Regions from separate parts of the Mus musculus genome. Here region 1 is linked to region 2. Evidence: chromatin loops called from intact Hi-C (ENCODE). Cell type or tissue: left cerebral cortex. All regions are shown on one strand. Each heading gives the region's core, and the rest is flanking DNA. Links, peaks and the distances in the headings are about the cores only. Region 1 has its middle 230 kb from the start of Ar. Region 2 holds the start of Ar (androgen receptor).

Region 1 (5,374 bases), core at 196-5,195, 230 kb after region 2:
CCATCACTGGAAAGAGAGGCCCATTGGACACGCAAACTTTATATGTCCCAGTACAGGGGAACGCCAGGGCCAAAAAGGGGGAGTGGGTGGGTAGGGGAGTGGGGGTGGGTGGGTATGGGGGACTTTTGGTATAGCATTGGAAATGTAAATGAGCTAAATACCTAATAAAAAATGGAAAAAAAGAAAGGCTGTTAGAGTGAACTGTAAGCAACCTGTTAGCAGAAATCTTTCACCTGCAAGATAGAGTTTTAAAATAAGTCTTCCTGAACCTTTCCAGTCCAAGCAAAAGACATTCAGAACAATGCCTCTTTATTGTTGACTTGATGTGATTTAGAATCACTGTGGAAATAAACCTCTGGCAGGTCTGTGAGGGAGCTTCTAGATTAGGTTAACTGAAGTGAACGATCCAGCCCAATTGCAGGTAATTTCATTCAAGGAACTGACTGATGTCTCCCATTGAACAAAAAAACAGAAAGTAAGCTGAGTACTAACATTTCTCTCTCTCTCTCTCTCTCTCTCTCTCTCTCTCTCTCTCTCTCTCTGCTTCCTGATAAGGGACACAATGATTGAAGAGTTCCCTCACATTCCTGTCACCATCACTACAGTTGTAGTCACTTTGACATATTCTCCATCATGTTAGACTATACCCTCAAACTGTGAGTCAAGATAAACCATTTTTTCTTTAAGTTAGTTTTATCAATTTTTTTCAAAACAACACAAAAAGCATTAATATAGTATGATGGTTTATGTATACTTGGCCCAGGGTGTGGCACTATTAGAAGTTATGGCCCTGTTGGAGTATGTGTGTCACTGTGGGCATGAGCTTTAAGACCCTCATCCTAGCTATCTGAAAGCCAATATTCTGCTAGCAGCCTTCAGATGAAGATGTAGAACTCTCAGCTCCTCCTTCACCATGCTTATCTGAATGTTGCCAATGATCCTGCCTTAATGATAATTAAGGCTGAAGCTCTGAAACTGTAAGCCAGCCCCAATTAAATGTTGTCCTTTATAAGAATTGTCTTGGTCATGGTTTCTGTTCACAGCAATAAAACCCTAGCTAAGACATACAGCCAATGTGGTAGAAAAAATAGTATTCATATAATAGTGGGTATAGCTATAGTTCCATACATTCTATGGGACATTGCTTCCTTTGGAAGGACATAGAGCTTCATTTGTATAGTCAAGGAATTGGATGTATGCATTTTCTAAGATTCTTCTCTTTCTGGCATTCTATTGGCCACTAATCTAATAACAAAATTGGGATAGTTAGAAAATACTGTAATATTCTCTAATTATTTTTTACTATAATAATTATTATTCTAATTCTGTCATAGCCCAGCATTGAGTATGACCAAGGCCCATTTTTATAAGCCCAAATAAGAGAGGAGTTATGAAGATTGTGCCCAATTAACAGTTAAACTTTGTTGTGGCATATGGAGGTAGATTCCAAGGAAACTTAGTGATCACAGTGAAAAAAAGAAGTAAGCAGATACAATCATAGGGAAAGCACTCTAAGAACTTCTCCAAAACATCCAACCCATCTTACTATCTACATAAACACAGGCACCTACACACACACACACACACACACACACACACACACACACATATATGCACACTCACATGCACACACATAAGTACACACATGCACACACAAAGAGAGACAAAAACAGAGAGGAGGGAAAGAAGGGGGCGAGGAGAGCGAGCCTCTGGAAGACACTATATCCAGCTCCAGCTTACCTCTGACATAACCCTGGGTCCTTACTCTCCAGTTTGAACGCAAACATTTTAAGAATTATGTTTTGTAGTGTAGCATGTCTACTTGATTTTTAGTCCAGCTCTACTCCTGAATAACTGACCTTGGGCACGTCTCTCCCTTCTTAGGGCCTCATCTGTGACTTAAAGTATTGGGTTCTTCTTAACCTTTTGTGGCATCTCAGACTTCTGAGACTCTGATGAAATCTTTGGATGCAGACACCACAATTCAGCATATAATTTTAGGGCAGTCACGGGCCAGTAAACTAAAGATTTCTGCTTGTTGTGCTAAGGATTCTTTCAGCTCTGAGTCTACGGTTCTGCGATCTGGGCATAAGGCCAAGGCCCGCCTGCCCCTTCCGGAGGAAGAGGAGTTGGAATCCACCTTCCAAATATATCCCTTGGCCTGTGCTCCCAGCTACTTTTGGCTTTAATCCATGTCTCTGAGACCATGAGGAGTTCTTGCTACCCCACAAAGCCTGAAACTGAGCAATGAAAACAAAAACAAGGCATTACAGTTTACTTTAAAACCCAGTGCCTGTGAGGTTCCTTTCTACTGCCTCTCGTGCCCAGACTAAAATTAAAGACAGTGGCAGGTGGGCCTCTGATCCAGGCAATAAATGATTCCAGGAGGACTGGCTTGAATTGCTGGCTGGCAAGGCTTGTCTAGACCGTACTGTCCTCTGGTGGCTGTAAGCATATATAGGAACTTAGTTATAGACCATTGGGTTTAATAGAATTATAAGAACAAGGATGAGCTGATTAACACATCCAAGGGAAGTCCCTTAAGGGGAATGGATTTTTTGCTGGAGCTACTACTATAAGGAAAGCTCAGAATGTGGGATGTGGGAAGCAAAGAGGATTGACAGCATTATCAGCATTTTCTGAGATTATACTGAGCAAACTCTAAGGTTTCTTCTTGGAGGCATTATTACTGATTCTAATGAGGTTCATGTCTCCTCTTTTGCAGATTCCTATTATTCTTTACCTATAACCTTGGAAGAGAACACCATATATGGGAATTACTGAAATATTAACCATTATGACAGTGGCATTTTACAGTGACTATCAAGACCTCTTGGTACATTTTCTTTAAAAAGGCCTCTTTCTTCAGTGCCTAAGACAAACCCATATCTTGTTTTGTTTTCATTCCTACATATTGAACTGCCTCCTGAGCACCAAATACCTAGGCAACTCAGTTTTTTTCCCCACATTTAATGTAACCTAACTTAGCAGTTTCCCTTCATAACCTATTTGCATCATCTTGAAGCCCTTAAGACTCAAATGGCAGCAACTTAAATAAAATTAACTAACTTGTGATTTTTAAAAATCCTTCTCTTTCACAAATATTCTGAAGATGGTACATTCTGGTGTTGCTCGAATCAGTGACTCAATAGATAGCAAGGATTGAAGTTAAATCTCATTAGCATGCCAACAGGTGAGTACAAGGGTGCCAAGCATCAAATGTTCATACCACGATACTCAAAGCCTGACAGAGAAATTGTTGCTTTTCATCCTATTTTTAGGTAAAGTGAAATCTCAGAAGCTCTTCAAAGGACTTTCTCTCATAATTCATGAGTAAGAATTGTGCCATAGTATTTAGCAGTTGGACCTAGTATATAGCAGGGTAAAACAAAACAAAACAAAACAAGATAACCTGTATATGATCCTTAATTTGGTACAGGAATGTAGAGGCAGACAAGGCAGTATGGCATGGTATCTTCAAAAAAATGTCTTGAGACTCAGAGTCACTCCTCATTTCTGTTCAGTTATTCTTGTGCCAGATCTTCATGGATTCAGATGACTGTTAGAGTCCTGACATGACTTACAGATTCAGGAAGGAATATGTAGGAAGCCAAAACCACACATACCCTATATATTTTAAGAAATATTCTCACAAATCTCATATCACATTTCCACTTAAACTTCACAGGTCAAAACTTAGTATTATTGCTAAATGTTAGAATTCTATGCCATCAGCTAAAGTTTGGCATTCTAGTGCCACAAAATAAGAGGAAACTGCATAACAGGGAATATCAAGTACTCTGAGAAACATGGCACTTCATATAACTTGTTCCAAACAAGCAGTCATTTTGGATTCAGGACACACTTAACTGTTTTCACAAACCTTTTTATTTGTATTGCAATTTGAAGAGAATAATACTACTTACATCTGGTAGGTAGAAGCCAGAGATGTAATGAAATATTGTACAATGCAGGGGACTAGCCTCACAACAAATAATGATCTCACCCCAAATTTCAACAATACTAAAGGGTAAGAAATTTTGCCTTATGCTTACCAAGATATACTAAACACATCCCCTTGGTCCCCAGGCTCTATAAGGCTCACCTATGAATTGCACTGCTTTCCTATCTAGCTGTAATAAAACTGGAGACCTTTTCCTCCCATGTTCATAATTCTGCAGTGCCTTCTCATAACACAGGATAAAACACTCTAACCTTTAACATTATACTTGAAAACTTATGTGGTTTTTTCCTACCAGAGTCATATCAAACCAGTCTCCCTCTCCACTCACAAGGATCCAGTCACAATGGCCTTTTATTTCAGCTTCTTAATCATTTTGAATAACCCATTTCACCTCTTCCGCTTTGCTGTCTCCTTCTCCAGATCCAAATGTAATAAACCACTTGTATTGTCACAAGTTTTAATCCTTCCCTTTATCCATGCCAGTTGGCATGTGTCCTTGTAGTGCCCTTCCATTTCAAGGCAAGGCTTTGCTGCATGATTTTCCTAGAATCAATTAAAAGTTGCCATTTTGGGTTACTTTTTGTTGCAATAAAAGTCTACCTGTGAGTAAGCAATTTAAAAAGGAAAGACCCTTGCTTTTATCTCACGGTTCTAAAAGTTCAAGAGCATGGACCAGCATCTGTTCAGCTTCTGGTTATTGTCTCGTGATAGAAGAGTGAAAAGCCAAGTTAGTGTGTTCAAAGGGAAGGAAGTAGAGGAAGAGAGGCCCACATGTGAGAGGATAATGGAAGGGGACCATACTCTCTTTTAAAGCAACCCATTACAAGGACAACCATTCCACTTTAAGAGGAAGTGCGTCAATGAATTTGCAAGTGAAAACAACTCATAGTCTATTTGCCTCTTTAAAGGTCCTGTCACCTATCAACATCGTTGCCTTAGGGTATTATGCCTCAATATGAGTTTTGGAAAGAACAAACCATATTCAAACCTTAGAAGTCTAGATAAATGACAGTATACCAATTCTGAAAATAAATGTTAAGAAATACATTTATGCCCAGGCAGTGGTAGCACAGGCCTGTAATCCCAGCACTCGGAAGGCAGAGGCAGGCAAATCTCTAAGTTTGAGGCCAGCATGGTCTACAGAGTGAGTTCCAGGACAGCCTTGGCTACACGGAGAAACCTTGTCTTGAAATACCAAAAATTTCTTTCCACCACTGTACCCAATCAAAAAAATACTAGCTCCCCGCACTCGGGAGGCGGAGGCAGGAGGATTTCTGAGTTCAAGGCCAGCCTGGTCTACAAAGTGAGTGCCAGGACAGCCAGGGCTACACAGAGAAACCCTGTCTTGAAAAAAAAAAAAACCAAAAACCAAAAACAAACAAAACAAAAAACTAGCTAAACAGCACCTCA
Region 2 (5,302 bases), core at 303-5,302:
TCTATTCTACCACCTTGCCCCTTCATTCAATACCCTTGGACTAAATCATTCAAAAGCTTTGGTAGATGTGAGGTTGTAATGACTATTCAAAAATAAGGTCTTTGGGACTAGAGAGATGGCTCAGTGGTTAAGAGCACCGACTGCTCTTCCAAAGGTCCGGAGTTCAAATCCCAGCAACCACATGGTGGCTCACAACCATCCATAATGAGATCTGACGCCCTCTTCTGGTGCATATGAAGACAACTACAGTGTACTTAGATATAATAATAAATAAATCTTTTAAAAAATAAAAAAATAAGGTCTTCAAAGTATCCACATTTCAGCACCCTACACTAGAATACTGAGAATTACCCATTTTACAGTTGGACAGCTTTTGAATAACTTTGCTATTTTTTTTTTAATCCTAAAGAGTGGTTTGTGAAACTAAGAAAAAAGCAATAACAAATGCACAATAAGGCCTCAACTGCCTTACTCACAGCAGATAATTTTTCACCTGGGAAGGAGGAAGCACTCTCAGGTCATTTTGTTAGAAAAGTTTACTTTATGCTGTTTTCCAAGAGTTGTGGATCTGATGAGTGTACAGCTAGTGTAGAAAAAAAAAAAAAAAAACCTGGAAAGTTTATGTTCTGCTAATATGGGAAATACAACAATGTCCTTGCTTCCCTTCTTTATCTGTGAAGCAGAGTTGATCATGCATACTTCTTTTCCCCCTTGAGGTTTCAGTTAACTCCTTCAATAAAGGTAAACTCTCAGTACAATGGATAAAGCACCCCCCCCCAACTGTAGAAGCCTGTAAATGTGGAAATAGCTAGTGTGATTGCATACTCCACCAACGCCAGTATTTGAAAAGCTGAATCAGAAGGATCATTGGGGTACAAAAGAAATCCCTGTCTCGAAAGAAAGATAAAACAATGCCCCCCAAAACAAATAAGAACACCGTGAGTCTCACAAAACAAATGCACTCATGTGCCTGCTGGGACAGATCCAGAGGTTAAAGCCATTTACAAGTGATGGGGTCTACAACCTTTCTCTAAGGACATTTTCTGTATAGGTCTAGTCTCCATCTTTCTATTGCATACTTGTCCCTACAGTTGGGAGTATCCTACATCATCTTCATTCACTCTTACTTGTCCATCAAAAGAAAGATCATCCCTCTGTGATTCCTCTACCAAAGGTAAGGGTTTTCAAGTGCAAACAATTTAGACATCTAAAGGATTCTATACAAACAACGCTTTGGACAAAATCAAAGGTTCGTGTATGCATGACAAGTGTTTTTGACATTTGTGTTTGCCCACTTTTCTGGATGATTTTTGCCTGTGCATGTCTGAAGAAATAAAACGTATAAATTACAGGTAATTCCCAACAGAAAGAAGGGCTGGGAATAAGGTAGAAATGACCACCATGGGCTTCTTGGGCCCAGAATTCCCAGATCAAATGGCTTGGTGTCAGGAATTCCCAGCTATCCTACAGGAGGATCTCAAAGGTTTCAGCAAGAGTTGCTTTGACTGCAGCTTGTTCTTTAATGTCAGGAGACTCTCCCTTCTGCTTGTCCTGGTGGGCCCTGGGGGGAGCGGGGAGGGAATACCTAAGAGCAATTGGTAGCTGGTACTTCTAATGCCTCTTCCTCCTCCAACCTCCAAGAGTCTGTTTTGGGATTGGGTTCAGGAATGAAATTCTGCCTGTGCTAACCTCCTGGGGAGCCGGTAGACTTGTCTGTTAAAAATCGCTTCTGCTTTGGAGCCTAAAGCCCGGTTCCGAAAAACAAGTGGTATTTAGGGAAGAGGGGTCTTCAAAGGCTACAGTGAGTCATTCCAGCCTTCAACCATACTACGCCAGCACTACGTTCTCTAAAGCCACTCTGCGCTAGCTTGCGGTGAGGGGAGGGGAGAAAAGGAAAGGGGAGGGGAGGGGAGGGGAGAGAGAAAGGAGGTGGGAAGGCAGAGAGGCCGGCCTGCGGGGGCGGGACCGACTCACAAACTGTTGCATTTGCTTTCCACCTCCCAGCGCCCCCTCGGAGATCCCTAGGAGCCAGCCTGCTGGGAGAACCAGAGGGTCCGGAGCAAACCTGGAGGCTGAGAGGGCATCAGAGGGGAAAAGACTGAGCTAGCCACTCCAGTGCCATACAGAAGCTTAAGGGACGCACCACGCCAGCCCCAGCCCAGCGACAGCCAACGCCTGTTGCAGAGCGGCGGCTTCGAAGCCGCCGCCCAGGAGCTGCCCTTTCCTCTTCGGTGAAGTTTCTAAAAGCTGCGGGAGACTCAGAGGAAGCAAGGAAAGTGTCCGGTAGGACTACGGCTGCCTTTGTCCTCTTCCCCTCTACCCTTACCCCCTCCTGGGTCCCCTCTCCAGGAGCTGACTAGGCAGGCTTTCTGGCCAACCCTCTCCCCTACACCCCCAGCTCTGCCAGCCAGTTTGCACAGAGGTAAACTCCCTTTGGCTGAGAGTAGGGGAGCTTGTTGCACATTGCAAGGAAGGCTTTTGGGAGCCCAGAGACTGAGGAGCAACAGCACGCCCAGGAGAGTCCCTGGTTCCAGGTTCTCGCCCCTGCACCTCCTCCTGCCCGCCCCTCACCCTGTGTGTGGTGTTAGAAATGAAAAGATGAAAAGGCAGCTAGGGTTTCAGTAGTCGAAAGCAAAACAAAAGCTAAAAGAAAACAAAAAGAAAATAGCCCAGTTCTTATTTGCACCTGCTTCAGTGGACTTTGAATTTGGAAGGCAGAGGATTTCCCCTTTTCCCTCCCGTCAAGGTTTGAGCATCTTTTAATCTGTTCTTCAAGTATTTAGAGACAAACTGTGTAAGTAGCAGGGCAGATCCTGTCTTGCGCGTGCCTTCCTTTACTGGAGACTTTGAGGTTATCTGGGCACTCCCCCCACCCACCCCCCCTCCTGCAAGTTTTCTTCCCCGGAGCTTCCCGCAGGTGGGCAGCTAGCTGCAGATACTACATCATCAGTCAGGAGAACTCTTCAGAGCAAGAGACGAGGAGGCAGGATAAGGGAATTCGGTGGAAGCTACAGACAAGCTCAAGGATGGAGGTGCAGTTAGGGCTGGGAAGGGTCTACCCACGGCCCCCATCCAAGACCTATCGAGGAGCGTTCCAGAATCTGTTCCAGAGCGTGCGCGAAGCGATCCAGAACCCGGGCCCCAGGCACCCTGAGGCCGCTAACATAGCACCTCCCGGCGCCTGTTTACAGCAGAGGCAGGAGACTAGCCCCCGGCGGCGGCGGCGGCAGCAGCACACTGAGGATGGTTCTCCTCAAGCCCACATCAGAGGCCCCACAGGCTACCTGGCCCTGGAGGAGGAACAGCAGCCTTCACAGCAGCAGGCAGCCTCCGAGGGCCACCCTGAGAGCAGCTGCCTCCCCGAGCCTGGGGCGGCCACCGCTCCTGGCAAGGGGCTGCCGCAGCAGCCACCAGCTCCTCCAGATCAGGATGACTCAGCTGCCCCATCCACGTTGTCCCTGCTGGGCCCCACTTTCCCAGGCTTAAGCAGCTGCTCCGCCGACATTAAAGACATTTTGAACGAGGCCGGCACCATGCAACTTCTTCAGCAGCAGCAACAACAGCAGCAGCACCAACAGCAGCACCAACAGCACCAACAGCAGCAGGAGGTAATCTCCGAAGGCAGCAGCGCAAGAGCCAGGGAGGCCACGGGGGCTCCCTCTTCCTCCAAGGATAGTTACCTAGGGGGCAATTCAACCATATCTGACAGTGCCAAGGAGTTGTGTAAAGCAGTGTCTGTGTCCATGGGATTGGGTGTGGAAGCATTGGAACATCTGAGTCCAGGGGAACAGCTTCGGGGAGACTGCATGTACGCGTCGCTCCTGGGAGGTCCACCCGCGGTGCGTCCCACTCCTTGTGCGCCGCTGCCCGAATGCAAAGGTCTTCCCCTGGACGAAGGCCCAGGCAAAAGCACTGAAGAGACTGCTGAGTATTCCTCTTTCAAGGGAGGTTACGCCAAAGGATTGGAAGGTGAGAGCTTGGGGTGCTCTGGCAGCAGTGAAGCAGGTAGCTCTGGGACACTTGAGATCCCGTCCTCTCTGTCTCTGTATAAATCTGGAGCACTAGACGAGGCAGCAGCATACCAGAATCGCGACTACTACAACTTTCCGCTGGCTCTGTCCGGGCCGCCGCACCCCCCGCCCCCTACCCATCCACACGCCCGTATCAAGCTGGAGAACCCATTGGACTACGGCAGCGCCTGGGCTGCGGCGGCAGCGCAATGCCGCTATGGGGACTTGGGTAGTCTACATGGAGGGAGTGTAGCCGGGCCCAGCACTGGATCGCCCCCAGCCACCACCTCTTCTTCCTGGCATACTCTCTTCACAGCTGAAGAAGGCCAATTATATGGGCCAGGAGGCGGGGGCGGCAGCAGCAGCCCAAGCGATGCCGGGCCTGTAGCCCCCTATGGCTACACTCGGCCCCCTCAGGGGCTGACAAGCCAGGAGAGTGACTACTCTGCCTCCGAAGTGTGGTATCCTGGTGGAGTTGTGAACAGAGTACCCTATCCCAGTCCCAATTGTGTCAAAAGTGAAATGGGACCTTGGATGGAGAACTACTCCGGACCTTATGGGGACATGCGGTAAGTTTATACTAAAAATGCCTCCTTTTGACCAAGGGCACAGAGTAAGCAGTTTGCATTTTGTGGGATCTAGGGACTCCCGCCCAATAGAACAATCGGAAGGATCCTAAGTCAGCTCAGACTAGTTCTATAGGAAGGTCTGTCCTACATCTGGAGCCCTCGTGGGGACTGTCATCTTGTGAAATGTTCCGCCTAAGCCCAGGGAATCTTTGCTGCGCTCCGGGGTGCTAATACGTGCTCTTTGAGATTCCCCTCCAATTCCCCTAGCTTTCTAAACTCCTCCATTAAGATCTTTCTGATATTTCAAATCCTATGAGTTCCAAACTTAAATCAATTGCATGGGCCATTTTCAGAAATGACGCCTGTAAGCTCTTCACGGTTTTTCATTCTTTTCCTCAAAGTTCTGGAAACACGATCAGACATGTAGGGAGTTTCTTGTCTTTGGGTCTGTTGGTAATCACCTTCCAGACCCGTGAAGTGAATGGTCTTGGCATAAGAAAAGGGAAATAAAAGCAGAAACCTGATTTTCGGCCCGCATCCTTCAAAGAGAGATAATAGAATTCTCAATTCTCCTAGAAAGAAAAGCCGCATCTGGTTGCTAAGGGACTTCGGGGTGAAAGACGCAGTTTTCTTTCCCAGGAAGTCACCAGTGACTTGCTCTCCGGTTAGAGGTCAGCCTTGAGAATTCAACAAGGCACATTTAGAGCAGGTAGATGGGGTTAC

The links. Peaks named below come from ENCODE experiments on the same cell type or tissue, not always from the same donor. Only the 100,000 strongest peaks of a DNase experiment are listed, where the experiment ranks them.
Region 1: it touches region 2 in a loop (2.3-fold over the local background); 8 of 42 quality-filtered maps call a loop at or near these places.

Annotation. Positions count from the first base shown.
Region 1 is chrX:98,378,294-98,383,667 of GRCm38, forward strand. No RefSeq gene overlaps it. Among named protein-coding and RNA genes, the nearest start is that of Ar, 230 kb to the left of the region's middle. In left cerebral cortex, for the core only: a CTCF peak has its summit at 2,448 (motif pointing left); DNase peaks (open chromatin) are centred at 2,125 and 3,593.
Region 2 is chrX:98,146,756-98,152,057 of GRCm38, forward strand. It overlaps Ar (androgen receptor), which reads left to right and starts at 2,002. Exons shown (of 8, transcript NM_013476.4): 1 at 2,002-4,579. The coding sequence starts at 3,027. In left cerebral cortex, for the core only: no CTCF peak of the experiment used is centred there; DNase peaks (open chromatin) are centred at 2,514, 3,001, 3,197, 3,420 and 4 more places; H3K4me3 peaks cover 3,598 bases; H3K27ac peaks cover 1,013 bases.